Linked DNA regions of Homo sapiens: region 2 is linked to region 1. A link is a loop called in an ENCODE intact Hi-C map of the cell type or tissue named here. Cell type or tissue: CD4-positive, alpha-beta T cell. All regions are shown on one strand. Each heading gives the region's core, and the rest is flanking DNA. Links, peaks and the distances in the headings are about the cores only.

Evidence for each region. Peaks named below come from ENCODE experiments on the same cell type or tissue, not always from the same donor. Only the 100,000 strongest peaks of a DNase experiment are listed, where the experiment ranks them.
Region 2: a loop joins it to region 1, with 2.4 times the contacts of the local background. A loop is called at or near these places in 6 of 110 quality-filtered maps.

Annotation. Positions count from the first base shown.
Region 1 is chr13:29,078,770-29,085,046 of GRCh38, forward strand. The region is part of intron 4 of MTUS2 (microtubule associated scaffold protein 2); the gene reads left to right. Among named protein-coding and RNA genes, the nearest start is that of MTUS2-AS2, 170 kb to the right of the region's middle. In CD4-positive, alpha-beta T cell, for the core only: no CTCF peak of the experiment used is centred there; a DNase peak (open chromatin) is centred at 2,462; H3K27ac peaks cover 1,058 bases.
Region 2 is chr13:29,261,633-29,267,909 of GRCh38, forward strand. The region is part of intron 5 of MTUS2 (microtubule associated scaffold protein 2); the gene reads left to right. Among named protein-coding and RNA genes, the nearest start is that of MTUS2-AS2, 14 kb to the left of the region's middle. In CD4-positive, alpha-beta T cell, for the core only: no CTCF peak of the experiment used is centred there; no DNase peak of the experiment used is centred there.

The DNA.
Region 1 (6,277 bases), core at 445-5,444:
CTCCTTTTTATAGCTGAAAAATATTCCAGTGTATAGGTAATCCACTTTGTTTATCCATTCATCAGTTGAAGTATATTTGCATTCTTTCCAACTTTTGTCTCTTATGAATAATGTCAAATTTATGTGCAAGTTTTATGTAAACATATCTTTTCATTGGAATATACCTAGAAGGAGGATTGCTTGGTCACATTGCACCTCTGTATTTAATCTTCCAAGAAACTGCCAGGCTGTTTTCCAAAGTGGCTGCACTATTTTACATTCCCACCAGCTATATGTGGAGGGCTCCAGTTTCTCCATATCCTCACCAACACTTGTTATTGTCTGTCTTTTTAATTATAGCTGTCCTAATGAGTGTGTCATGGTATCTGATTATGGCATTGATTTGCACTTTTTCTGATGGCTGAAAATGCTGTGCATTTTGTCATGTGTTGCTGGCCAGTTAGTTGTACATGTTCTTGGGGGAGATACCTATTCAATTTATTTGCTAATTTTAAAATTTGGTTATTTTTCTTTTCATTGTTGTGTTGGAATAGGTATTTATACATGTTGGATATTAGACACTTATTTGCAAATATTTTATCCCATTCTTAGGGTTTTTTTCTCTTTTTTGATAGTGTCCTTTGAAGCACAAAAACTTTCAGTTTTGATGAAATTCAACTTACCTAAATTTTTCTTTTGTTACTTATGCTTTTCATGTCATAGCTAAGAAACCATTGGCTAATCTGGTGTCATCAAGATTTATACCTATTTTTCCCCAAGAGTTTTGTAGTTTTTTCACACACCTTGAAGCTTTTAATTCATTTTGAATTTTTAAAATATAGATGAATAGGGGTCTAGCTTTCTTTGGAATAAGTATATTTAACACCATTTGTTGAAAAACCTCTTCTTTATCCAATGAATGGTCTTGGCAACCTTGATGAAATTTAGTTCACCACAAATATTGGGTTTATTTCTGGAATGTTAATTCTGTTCTACTTAGCTATATGTCTATCTTTATGCTAGTACCACACTGTCTTGATTATTGTAGCTTTACACTAAGCTTTGAAATGGGGGAGTATGAGCCCTCCAACTTTGTTCTTATTTTTCAAGATTATTTTGGCTATTCTTTGTCTTTTGAATTTCTATATGAATTTTAGGATTAGCTTGTTAATTTCTGCAGATAAGCCATGTGGCATTTTACATAGGAATTGCATTGAATCGGTAGATCAATTTGGGGAGTATTGCCATCTTAACAATATTAAGACTTCCAATCCATGAACATGGGATGCTTTCTAATTATTTATGTATTCTTAAATTATTTCAACAATATTATATAGTTTTCAGAGTAAAAGATTTATACTTCTTTTGTTAAATTTATACCTGTTGTAGCTGCTCTGTGGACATAGGTGGATTCGTATCTCAATTTTGTTTGGATTCTCATTTAGTATTAGGAAAATATTTAGGTAATTTGAATTTGTAGTAAAGCAAAGTGGAATATTATAGAGTGGCCTTTTTATAAAGTAGTTTGGTATGAGTTAAAATTAATACAGAGGAAAAAAACCCCAAACTACTCTACTTTGGTTCTTACATTAATTGGAACTTTAGCAATGAGGTGATTCCATGGTGTATTAGGGTTATCCAGAGGGACAGAACTAATAGGATAGATGGATATATAAAGGGGAGTTTATTAAGGAGTATTGACTCACACTGTCACAAGGTGAGCTCCCACAATAGGCTGTCTGCAAGCTGAGGAGCAAGGAAGCCAGTCCATATCTCAAAGCTGAAGAACTTGGAGTCTGATGTTCGAGGGCAGGAAGCATCCAGCACAAATGTAGGCTTGGAGGCTAAGCCAGTCTGGTCTTTTCTTCTGTCTGCTTTTAATCTGGCTGCACTGGCAGCTGATGAGATTGTGCCCACCAAGATTGAGGGTGAGTCTGCCTTTCCCAGTCCACTGACTCAAATGTTAATCTCTCTCTCTCTCTTTTTCTTTTTTTGAGACAGAGTTTCACTGTTGTCACCCTGGCTAGAATGCAATGTCACAATCTCAGCTCACTGCAACCTCTGCCTCCTGGGTTCAAGTGATTCCCCTGCCTCAGCCTCCCAAGTAGCTGGGATTACAGGTGCCCACCACTATGCCTAGCTAATTTTTGTATTTTTAGTAGAGATGGGGTTTCACCATGTTGACCAGGGTGGTCTTGAACTCCTGACCTCTGGTGATCCTCCCATCTCAGCCTCTCAAAGTGCTGGATTACAGGCATGAGCCAACGCGCCTGGCCCCAGATGTTAATCTCCTTTGGCAATGCTTTATTACTGACATAAATAAAGCAGGGCAGTCCTCTCAAGCAGATTGAAAATGTCTTGAGAGAGCACTGAAAGGAGATTGGCTTGGAGTTTTTATTGAGGTTAGGGTATAGGGTGGGGCAAGGGTTTCTGTACATAAACAGGAACTTGCCTGGTTTGACTTTCCCACAAGCACCAGAGGAGGGAGCATCTAGGCTTTGTGATCAGTCCAGATGTGGGCCATAAGGGGAAATGAGAGCAGTGAGGCTGAAAAAGATGACAGCTTCAAACATCAAACACAGGAGTCTTACTATTACAATTCACCCTGATGTCTAACTGACGACTAAAACATACTATATATTATTTTATTGAATTTGAGCTTGTTTAGTAAGCCCTTATGGTGCTCTATGAGGCTTATAGCCTGAGGCCAATAAGGAAGACAAACATTCCATTGAATCCCTTGTTCAAGAGCCCAGCATTGTGTGTTCTGGGAAGCAAAACGTTTCTTGTACTATCAGTGTCTGGAACTCCAAAGTGTTAGGTTGGTGCAAAAGTAATTGCAGTTTTTACCATTCAAAGTAATGGCAAAAACTGCAATTACTTTTGCACCAACCTAATAGATAAGGAGTGTCTTGATGAGACCTTATATTGTGGCTTGGGCATGTGTAGAGATATGTGTGACTTTAATTTATATTTTGGGTATCTGTAGGGCGAGAGATTACCAGAGGTTTGGTTATTTTTGTTTTGTTTTGTTTTGTTTTGTTTTTGTTTTTGTTTTACCCCAAGTGTGGCAACCTTGAACGAGAAATTGTTGTGGTCTTTGACTAGACCAGAGTGTCAGACTACTGGCAATGACCCAAGAATATAAAAATATGCAGATGGAATCAACTTTTGGCCGGAGTATCCAGTGTTACACGACTGCCTGAAGTTTGTCCGATTGTGGTGACCCTTGGTTTCAGTTATGGACTGACTGTTTGTGTCTCCCTAAAATTCATATGTTGAAGTTCTAACCCCCAATGTGATAGGAGTTGAGGCTTCAGGAAGCAATTAGTTTTAGATGAGGTCATGAGGATGAAGCCCCCATGGTGGGAGTACAAGAAGAAACACTTGAGTTTCCTCTTCTGCTGTGTGAGGACACAGCAATAAAGCTGCCATCTGCAAGCTAGAAAGAGGGCCTTTACTGGAACCTGACCATGCTGGCACCCTGATATTGGACTTCTAGCCTGCAGCACTGTGAGAAATAAATGTCTGTTGTTTAAGCCACCCAGTCTGTGGCATTTTGTTATGACGGCCTGAGCTGACTAAGATAGGTCCCATCTTGTATCAGCAACATATTGATTAGGGGATGAAAAGTAGCAGCTCTCCAGTGAGCTCCGTCATGCCTGATGGTGATATTTTCATCTGTAAAATGTATGAACTCCCATTGCTGTTGATTAGTTGATTGCAAGTGGCTCCTTACATAGCCAAATCTTAAAGGGGTGACCTCCTCCAGCACTGTGGCATCAGGCAAAGGTCTGAGGAAAGGGGAGGCCCTCCTTTCATCCTCCTACAACTTGGCAAATAGAATATGCGAGAGGGCCCACGTTTGGCCCTGTCCTGTAGCAAAGAGGCCTCAATAGCTATGCCAAGCTTGCAGGGTGCCACTTGTATGACTCAAGGCATAATGGAGACCTGGGTATGGAGGGTCACGGGTTCAGAGAACAGAAGTTTCTCTTCTCAGGAGAGATCAGCACATGGCCAGAATTTGGTATTCTTATATTGTATACAGCAGGGCCAAGGGGGTTCAGTTTCTTGTATCAGAAGTCCAGGGGTAACTTATAGCCATTATAAGTGGTCTAGAGACTCCAGGAAGCATGAGAGGAGGTTACTAAAGCTTTTATAGTGAGGAGTCTCTGAGGGAACTAAAGGAAATGCATGTTGATTGCAGTTTGGACAGATTCTAGAGGCGGTTGTTGGAGGGAAGCCCATTGAAGATGGGCTTCAATAAAAATTTACAAAGGAAGGATATTTTGCTTCCTGAACCCAAAAAAGCCTAAAAGACCCTGGGCTTCCCTTACTATTTTTGGTGCTGATACAATCATTAGCTATTTCTTAAGAGTCAGGGGATGGAGTTCCCTGCAGTTTACCAGGTAATTTTCAGGAATTTAGCATGGTGGCAAGACGTTGTACTATGCACAAGGCAATGGCCCATTTCTCTTCTGTGAACTCCTTGGTGAGTTTTTATTTGTATGTCCTGAACGAGTGTGTCGAATGTCGAATGAATGCCTTCAGAAGAGAATGTCATCAATATAATGTCATGCCTGTACTCTTGGAGAAAGTTGAGTGCAGTTAAGACCTTCCCTGCAAAGGCTTGTGTATGATGGCAAGGCTGTTGGGGTACCCTGTGGGTGGCCACCAGCTAAAGATAGGTTGTATTCCTTTAGAGGTAAAGGAAAGTTTTGACTAAGAAGCTGTTGAAGTGGGAGCTGAATGGAACATATTAGCCAAATCTATAATAGCAAAATACGTTGCAGTTGCTGATTAGATGGAGTCAGTCAATTCAATAATATAATGTCTGGGGGCCTTACTGGGTAGCACTATGGCATTAAGGTTACATAATCCACTGTGTAGTGTCATTCATTCCAAATTTAAGAACAGGCCAAATTGAGTTCTTATATGAAGGAACAATGGAGGCATGTGATGGATTTCAGTACTTGTAAGTTTCTGTTTAAATTTACATTGAGCCATACTAACTGGTTTTACTAGGGGTATGGTCCATGGGGTCTCATTTTGCCAAGCCAATTTTGTATATGTCAAATTCTTAATTATATTTAAATGTATTGATCATTAGGCCAGAGTGTCCATGCTCACTATGGGATATTTTAGGACAATGAATGCTATGATACTGGAAAATTTAGACAATAATTCCTGCAGTTAAGGTGAAACATACTTATGTGCCCTCTATTTTTTGTTCAGTAACTCCCCTAAGATTATAGCATGTTAATCTGTAAATGAAAGACTTATAAATTAGATCTATATTATAGATTATAATTATAGGGGGTAATTTGTTTAAATTTAATGAGATCCCAGGAATAAATGTAGTTTGAGCCTCAGTGTTAAGGCCATGAAGATTTGCCTGTTGGTGCATTCAAATTGTGTTAAAGTTAATTCAGAACCTATGTTGCAGAAGTACAAAAGCCAGTTAGTGCCCTTTTAAATCTTACGTTGTATAAATTCTTTTAGTAAATTTTGGATTTCAAATTGGGTCCAACTGTGGGCCTCTGTTTCACTTTTTTGTTTCCTGTCTCATATCTGGTTGCTTTCTCCATCTCTTTCTTCTTCCCTCCACCCTCCTTAAAAAAAAAAACAAAACAACTGTTGTTGTTACTGAGCATTCTCTCTACTTTGCTTAGATTTATAAGTTCCATCCTCCAGAGAAGTTCAAATCAGTATTGTCAGGGTTAGGGGCTCCTCCATGCAATGGTCTCTTTCTCTTTTTCCTTTCCCCTCCCCTCCCCTCTCCCCCCCTTCTTTTCTTCTTTCCTTTTTTGATGGAACCTTGCTCTGTCGCCCAGGCTGGAGTGCAGTGATGCAATCTCAGCTCACTGCAACTTCTGCCTCCTGGGTTCAAGCGATTCTCCTGTTTCAGCCTCCCTAGGAGCTGGGACTGTAGGTGCATGACACCACACCCAGGTAATTTTTGTATTTTTAGTAGAGGTGGGGTTTCACCATGTTGGCCAGGCTGGTCTTGAACTCCTGACCTCAGGTGATCCACCCCCCCCCCTCACCGTTGGCCTTCCAAAGTGCTGGGATTACAGGCATGAGCTACTGTGCCTGACCTCAGAGGTTACTTTATAGGGTTTAAGAACACTGGGTTTAACTAGTGATATGGTTTGGATGTGTGTCCCTCCAGATCTCATGTTAATGTGATCCCTAATGTTGGAGGTGGGGCTAATGGTGTTGGATCATGTGGGTGGATCCCTCATGTATGGCTTAGTGCCATCCCCTTGGTGATGAGTGAATTCTTGCTCAGTTCGTT
Region 2 (6,277 bases), core at 509-5,508, 180 kb after region 1:
TTGATCATTTCTATAATTTTATACCATATTAATAACTTCAGCAGAATTTAAATTGGGTTCACATCAGATGGTGTTATCTTTTAACAACTTCCACACTAAGCATATAATTAAAATGCTCCAGTTTAAATATTTTCCCCAAGGTATTAACTACTAAGATATTCAGACAATGATGAGCTAAAGTTAGAGTGTTCATGGATGATGGCTCAAGCTTTTAAGTACTTCAGATAGGGAAAAGGGATTTATTACAATGGGTCTAATTGATATAAAAGAGGAATGGTAAAAAGTTGCCTTTAATTACTCAAAGGTCTCTTGATATATTAGCCTTTGGTCTTTTAAGTAACTAACCTCCGTCAGTATTTGACTAAATTTTCTCCTATGTGAATGTGACTGGGCAAATATTAAAGAAAATTTCCCAAATCAAAAGAAAGCTTTAAGCCATTTATGTGCCAGAAGTTCAGAAGTCCTGGGCTGGCTGATGCTGGCTTTGATCTTCTGTGATTACTTCTATAACTTTGAGAGAGTCAGTGTTAGCACTCCTGGCCTTTGCCTTCTTCGTTAAGCAGCTCTGTCTTTCTTAAAGTAGTTCTGTTATCCACAGGGAAACTGAATCATAGAGAAGGTGGCATTTAATTGGGCTGTGAAGAACTGCTAGACTTGCCTGTGGTTGCAGAATGCCACAGCTCTCTCAGATTTGGGCCTCCTTTCTCTTTTACATTTGTGTCCCTGGACTATAAGTCTCATTTTACCAGTTCATCTGCACCCATATTTCCCCTGTTTCCTGAAAAGAAATAAGAAAGATGACTCTTTTTGTCATATATTAAAGTGGACTCCAGAGGAGATATGGAAGCTTCTCTGGAGTGTCTGGGTGGTTGAGGGAATGGATAAACAGCAGGAGAACTTTTTGTTCCCCCCTATAATGATTAAATTGTGATTAGTGTAAAAAAAAAAAAAAGTAAGTTTGAAGGAATTATGACTAGCTCTGGGACACTGAGATGCTGAGGTCCTCAGTCAGTCAGGCCCTGGGAAAACTACCCCCTAGAGCAGTAGAAGCTTGTGAAGCTGGGGAGGACTGTCAGTGTCAATACCTGCCACTTGCACAAATCATTTGCTTGAATTGTTCATCTGGTGAAGTTAGGGATGACTTGAAGATATTTCCATAAGGCTTGCTATAGGGGCTTGCATGAGACAGGATCTCATAAAATATGGTGCCATCTTGGGTCTTGTGGGACAGATGGGAATCTTGAAGAAATGACAGCTGATGAAAGAGAGCTGCTTCTGCTGGTGCTGGTACTGATGGTGTCAGCTAACATGTATTGTGTCCCAGGCACTTTGTAAAGTGCTTTATATGCACTTTCTCATTTAATTCTCAGATAAGTCTAATGACGGAAGGTAAACAAGCCATTTAACAAAAGAGGATTAATTTGTTTTCTTAGAAGAATGTTATTAGTATGTTTCAAAGCAGGAATGGGACTTGGGCAGAGCCTATGGTGTTTGACTGTACTATATGGCACTCTTATTACTGTTAAAGACTTTGCTTTCAAAGCCTGTCCAGAAGAGCTCAAGGAGACTAGACCCTATAGTAGGAATCCAGTAAGTTCCTGTGGACCTAGAGTTACCATCTTCTTCCCAGCCCCTGTCCTATAGAAGTATGTCTTCCTCTTGATCAGGGCATTAGGTATAGACAAGGGTGTGGTCTCTGGTCTAGGGCTGGAATTCTTTATTGGGCTCCTGGAGTTCTGTGTTGAGAAAGACCCAAGGCCACCTTCTGGCTTAGTTAGAAGTTAATATTTTCTCTGGATGAATGGGGAGTAGTGAAATGCGTCTCTGTTAGGCTGTTCTTGCATTGCCATAAATAAATACCTGAGACTAAGAAACTAATAAAGAAAGGGGGTTTAATTGACTCACAGTTCTGCAGGCTTTACAGGAAGCATGACACTGGTATCAGCTCAGCTTCTGGGGAGGCCTCAGGGAGTTTTTACTCACGGCAGAAGACAAAGTAGGAGCAGGCACATCACATGGCAGAAACAGGAGCAAGAGAGAGAATCGAGGGGTAGGGGTAGGTGCCACACACTTTTACAAAACAAGATCTCATGAGAACTCACTCACTCATCACCAAGGGGGTGGCCCAAGCCATTCATGAGGGATCTGCCCCCATGATCTAAACACCTCCCACCAGGCCCTACCTCCAACACTGGGGATTACATTTCAACATGAGATTTGGTGGGGACACAGATCCAAACCATATCATCCCACCCCTGGCCTCCAAATCTCATGTCCTTCTCACATTGCAAAATATAATTATCCCCTGCACATAGTCTCCCAAATGTCTCAACTCATTTTAACATCACTAAAAAAGTCCAAAGTCCAAAGGCTCATCTGAGACAAGGCACGTCCCTTCCACTGATGAGCCTGTAAAATAAAAAACAAATTATCGACTTCCAATATGCAATGGTAATTATAGGCACTGAGTAAGCATTCCCATTCCAAAAGGGAGAAATTGGCCTAAAGAAAGGGGCAATAGGCCCCACACGAATCCAAAACCCAGCAGGGCAGTCACTAAGTCTTAAAGCTCCAAAATAATCTCCTTTGACTCCATGTCCCACATCCAGGGCACACTAGTGCATGGGGTGAGCTCCCAAGGCCTTAGGTAGCTCCCCCACTGTGGCTTTGCAGGGTTTAGTCTCCAAGGCTGCTCTCATGGGCTGGAGTTGAGTGCCTGTGGCTTTTCCTTGCTGAGAGGTGCAGGCTGCCAATGGATCTACCATTCTGGGGTCTGGAGGATGGCGGCCCCCTTCCCATAGCTCCCCCAGGCAGTGCCCCATTGGGGACTCTGTGTGGATGCTCCAACCCCACATTTCCCATTGGCTCTGCCCTAGTAGAGGTTCTTCGTGAGGGCTCTGCCCTTGCAGCAGGCTCCCGCCTGGATATCCAGGCTTTTCCATGCATCCTCTGAAACCTAGGCAGAGGCTCCCAAGCCTCAACTCTTGCACTCTTCTATATACCTGAAGGCTTAACACCACATGGAACCTGCCAAGGCTTACAGCTTGCACCCTCTGAAGCAGCAGCCTGAGCTGTACCTGGGACCCTTTGAGCCAAGGTTGGAGCCACAGTGATTGGGATGCAGGGAGCAATATCCCAAGGCTGCACAGGGCAGCAGGACCCTGGGCCTGGCCCACAAAACCATTCTTCCCGCCTAGGCCTCTGGGCCTGTGATGGGAGGGCTGCCATGAAGGTCTCTGAAATGCATTTGAGGTCTTTTTCCCATTGCCTTGGATATTAGCACTTGACTCCCTTTTATTTATACAGATATTTCTAGCAAGTGGTTGCTCCATAGTCTGATTGAATTCCTCTTTACTTTTTCTCTGCCACATGACCAGGCTGCAAATTTTCCAAACTTTTATGCACTGCTTCCCTTTTAAATATGAATTTCAACTTTAAGTCATTTAGTTGCTCCCACATCTGGCAATAGGCTGTTACAAGCAGCCACGCTATACCTTAGACACTTTGCTGTTGAGAAATTTCTTCCACCAAATTCTATAAATCATCACTCCAAACTTCCACACATCCCTAGGGCATGAACAGAATGCAGCCAAGCTCTTTACAAAGTTGTAACATGGATGACCTTTGCTCCAGATTCCAATACATTCCTCATTTCCATCTGGGAGTTTGTCAGCCTAGATTTCACTGTCCATATCACTATCAGCATTTTGGGCACAGCTATTTCAACGGTCTCTAAGAAATTACAAACTTTCCCTCGTCTTCCAGTCTTCTTCTGAGCCTTCCAAACTCTTTCAACCTCTGCCTGTCAACCAGTTTCAAAGCTGCTTCCACATTTTCAGTATCTGTATAGCAATGCCCCACTCCTCAATACCAGTTTTCCGTGTTAGATTATTCTTGTATAACCATGAAGAAATACTGGAGACTGGGTAATTTATAAATTTAGAAGAAGAGATTGAATTGGCTCATGGTTCTGCAGGCTTTACAGGAAGCATGGCACCGATATCAGCTTAGCTTCTGGAGAGGCTTCAAGGAGCTTTCACTCATGGCAGAAGGCTAAGCGGGAGCAGGAACCTTACATGGCAAAAGCAGGAGCAAGGAGGGGGTCTGCTACAAACTTTTACAAAACCAGGTTTCATGAGAACTTATCTCCAAGGAGATGGGTTAAGCCATTCATGAGGAATCCACTGCCATGATTCAAACACCTCCCACCAGGCCCACCTCCACACTGGGGATTACATTTCAACATGAGATTTGGTGGGGCACACATCAAAACCAAATCAGCATCCTGTGTGTTTCTCTCTTTTTCACTCGGACTTAGGGTGCTGAGTAAAGACAGATGGAAAAAGCACCGCCATTCTCTAGGGTTGCCTCTTCCGAGCCAGACCACTGAGAGTGATCATAGTTATCGCCCTGGAAAGATACGAAGCCATAGGAGGACCAGTGGCAGGAAGAAAAGGGAAGTCAAAAGACTGATGGGCTGTGACTAAGGCTCCATGTTGTGTTAATGGGGGTGATATCAGTGGCATTACCACTGAGTGCTGATATGTTCCAGGCAATATTCTAAGCACTTTACTCTAATGACTCCTTTCATACAACAATTCCAATAATTAGGTACCACTTTTATCCCCATTTTAAGGATGAAAAATGAAGCACAGAGGGATTAAGCAACTTGTCCAAAGTCAGACACAAGTAAGAGACAGAGCCAAGATCTGAACCCAAGCAGTCCTAACCACTTAACTATCAGCCTTTCAAACTTTATCAAACCCAGAGATTAATGCTTACAATGAAGCCAAAGTAAAAACTAAACGATGACAGAAGAAAATTATTAGGTAAATGGCACCCTCTCTTGGGGGAAAGAGTAGTGGTGCTTTGGCAGAAATTATCCCCCCCACACACCAAATAAAACCATTAAATTTTGATAAACTCTGATTTTTATCTTCCTGCATATTGTTTTCAAAAATTTTAGAAAATGATCATACTATATTATAGATCATCCCTAACTTTTAAACTATACATGGCCCACCTCGGTCATGCCCACTGTGACTACATTCCCAGGAGCAGTTGCAAAAAGTGTGAAGCTTTTAGAGAGTCTGGGGTTCAAGAACTGGGAAAAATATGTGGCTATGATAGGAAGTGGCCCCCTGGGACAGATTTGCAGCCAGTAATTTATCTGCTTGGACAGCGGACGTCTCAAGCACAGCCTTGTATGAAGTAAGTAGGACAGGAAGCCACGGGATGGAATCCTACCTGCCTGGGGTTTACACTGTGCCTGATGTGGTAGCAGGAAATCAGATGGGAAAGATTCAGATACCAGAAAGAACAGTTTGGACTTTATTTAGAAGACTACGTTGAGTCATCTGTGCTTCAGACTGAATGACAGGCACAGGGAGGAGGAGGATCTAAATGAAAGAGCCGGGGAAGAAGAGCTGGTGGCATTGTCTCAGCAAGAGGCACTAAGGGCTAACCTGGTGCCCATCACAGGAGCAGAGGGGGGATTTATATGTGAAGTCCATGAGGGAAACAAGCATACTGACTTGCATTGGTATATACAAAGGGAAGATATGTTCAAGAATGATTCTGATGCTTTGTTTCTAGGTTTCTATAACGATATCAATAATGCATAAAGGAGGTGGGCGCAGCTGAGAGGAATGTTTGTTGTAAATGCCAACTCCTCCAAGAGGTCCTCCCAACCACGCCTTCCAAAGTGGGTTTCCCCTCGTCCACCCTTGAGTGCCTTCTCTAGTTCTGTCCCTTGTGTTTCTTTCATAACAAATCACAGTGTGTGGTGATTTTGTCTGGACTTGTTTGTGGCCTGTTACCCCTGCTGCAATGTAAGTTATGTGAAGACAGGCCCACATTTTCCCTGTGTCCCCTACCTAGGGCAGGGCCTGACCCAGAGCTATCAGCAGTTGTTTATTGAATAAATGCATGAATTGAATAAGTAAACATGTAGAGTTTGAAAGTTCACCAGGTTGTTCCAGCGGGCACATTACAATGTGGGACTGATTCCTTGAAGATGGGCTGGGATTCTCTATGACCATGTGGGAATCACATGGGTTCATGGTTGATATCACGAGATCTAAGGGATGAAGCCCCTAAAGGAGAGGGTGTAGGAAAAGAAAAGAAAGTCTGTGGACCAGCAGGGAGGCCTGCATCCGAGGGTTGTGGGGAGAAAGGACATCCAGTGAATGAGAAAGAAAGGGTGGTGGGAGACAGGAAGGGGCCACTGAGTCAAAGGAAGTGGGGGTGCTCAGAAGCTTCTGGTGCTGCACACCAG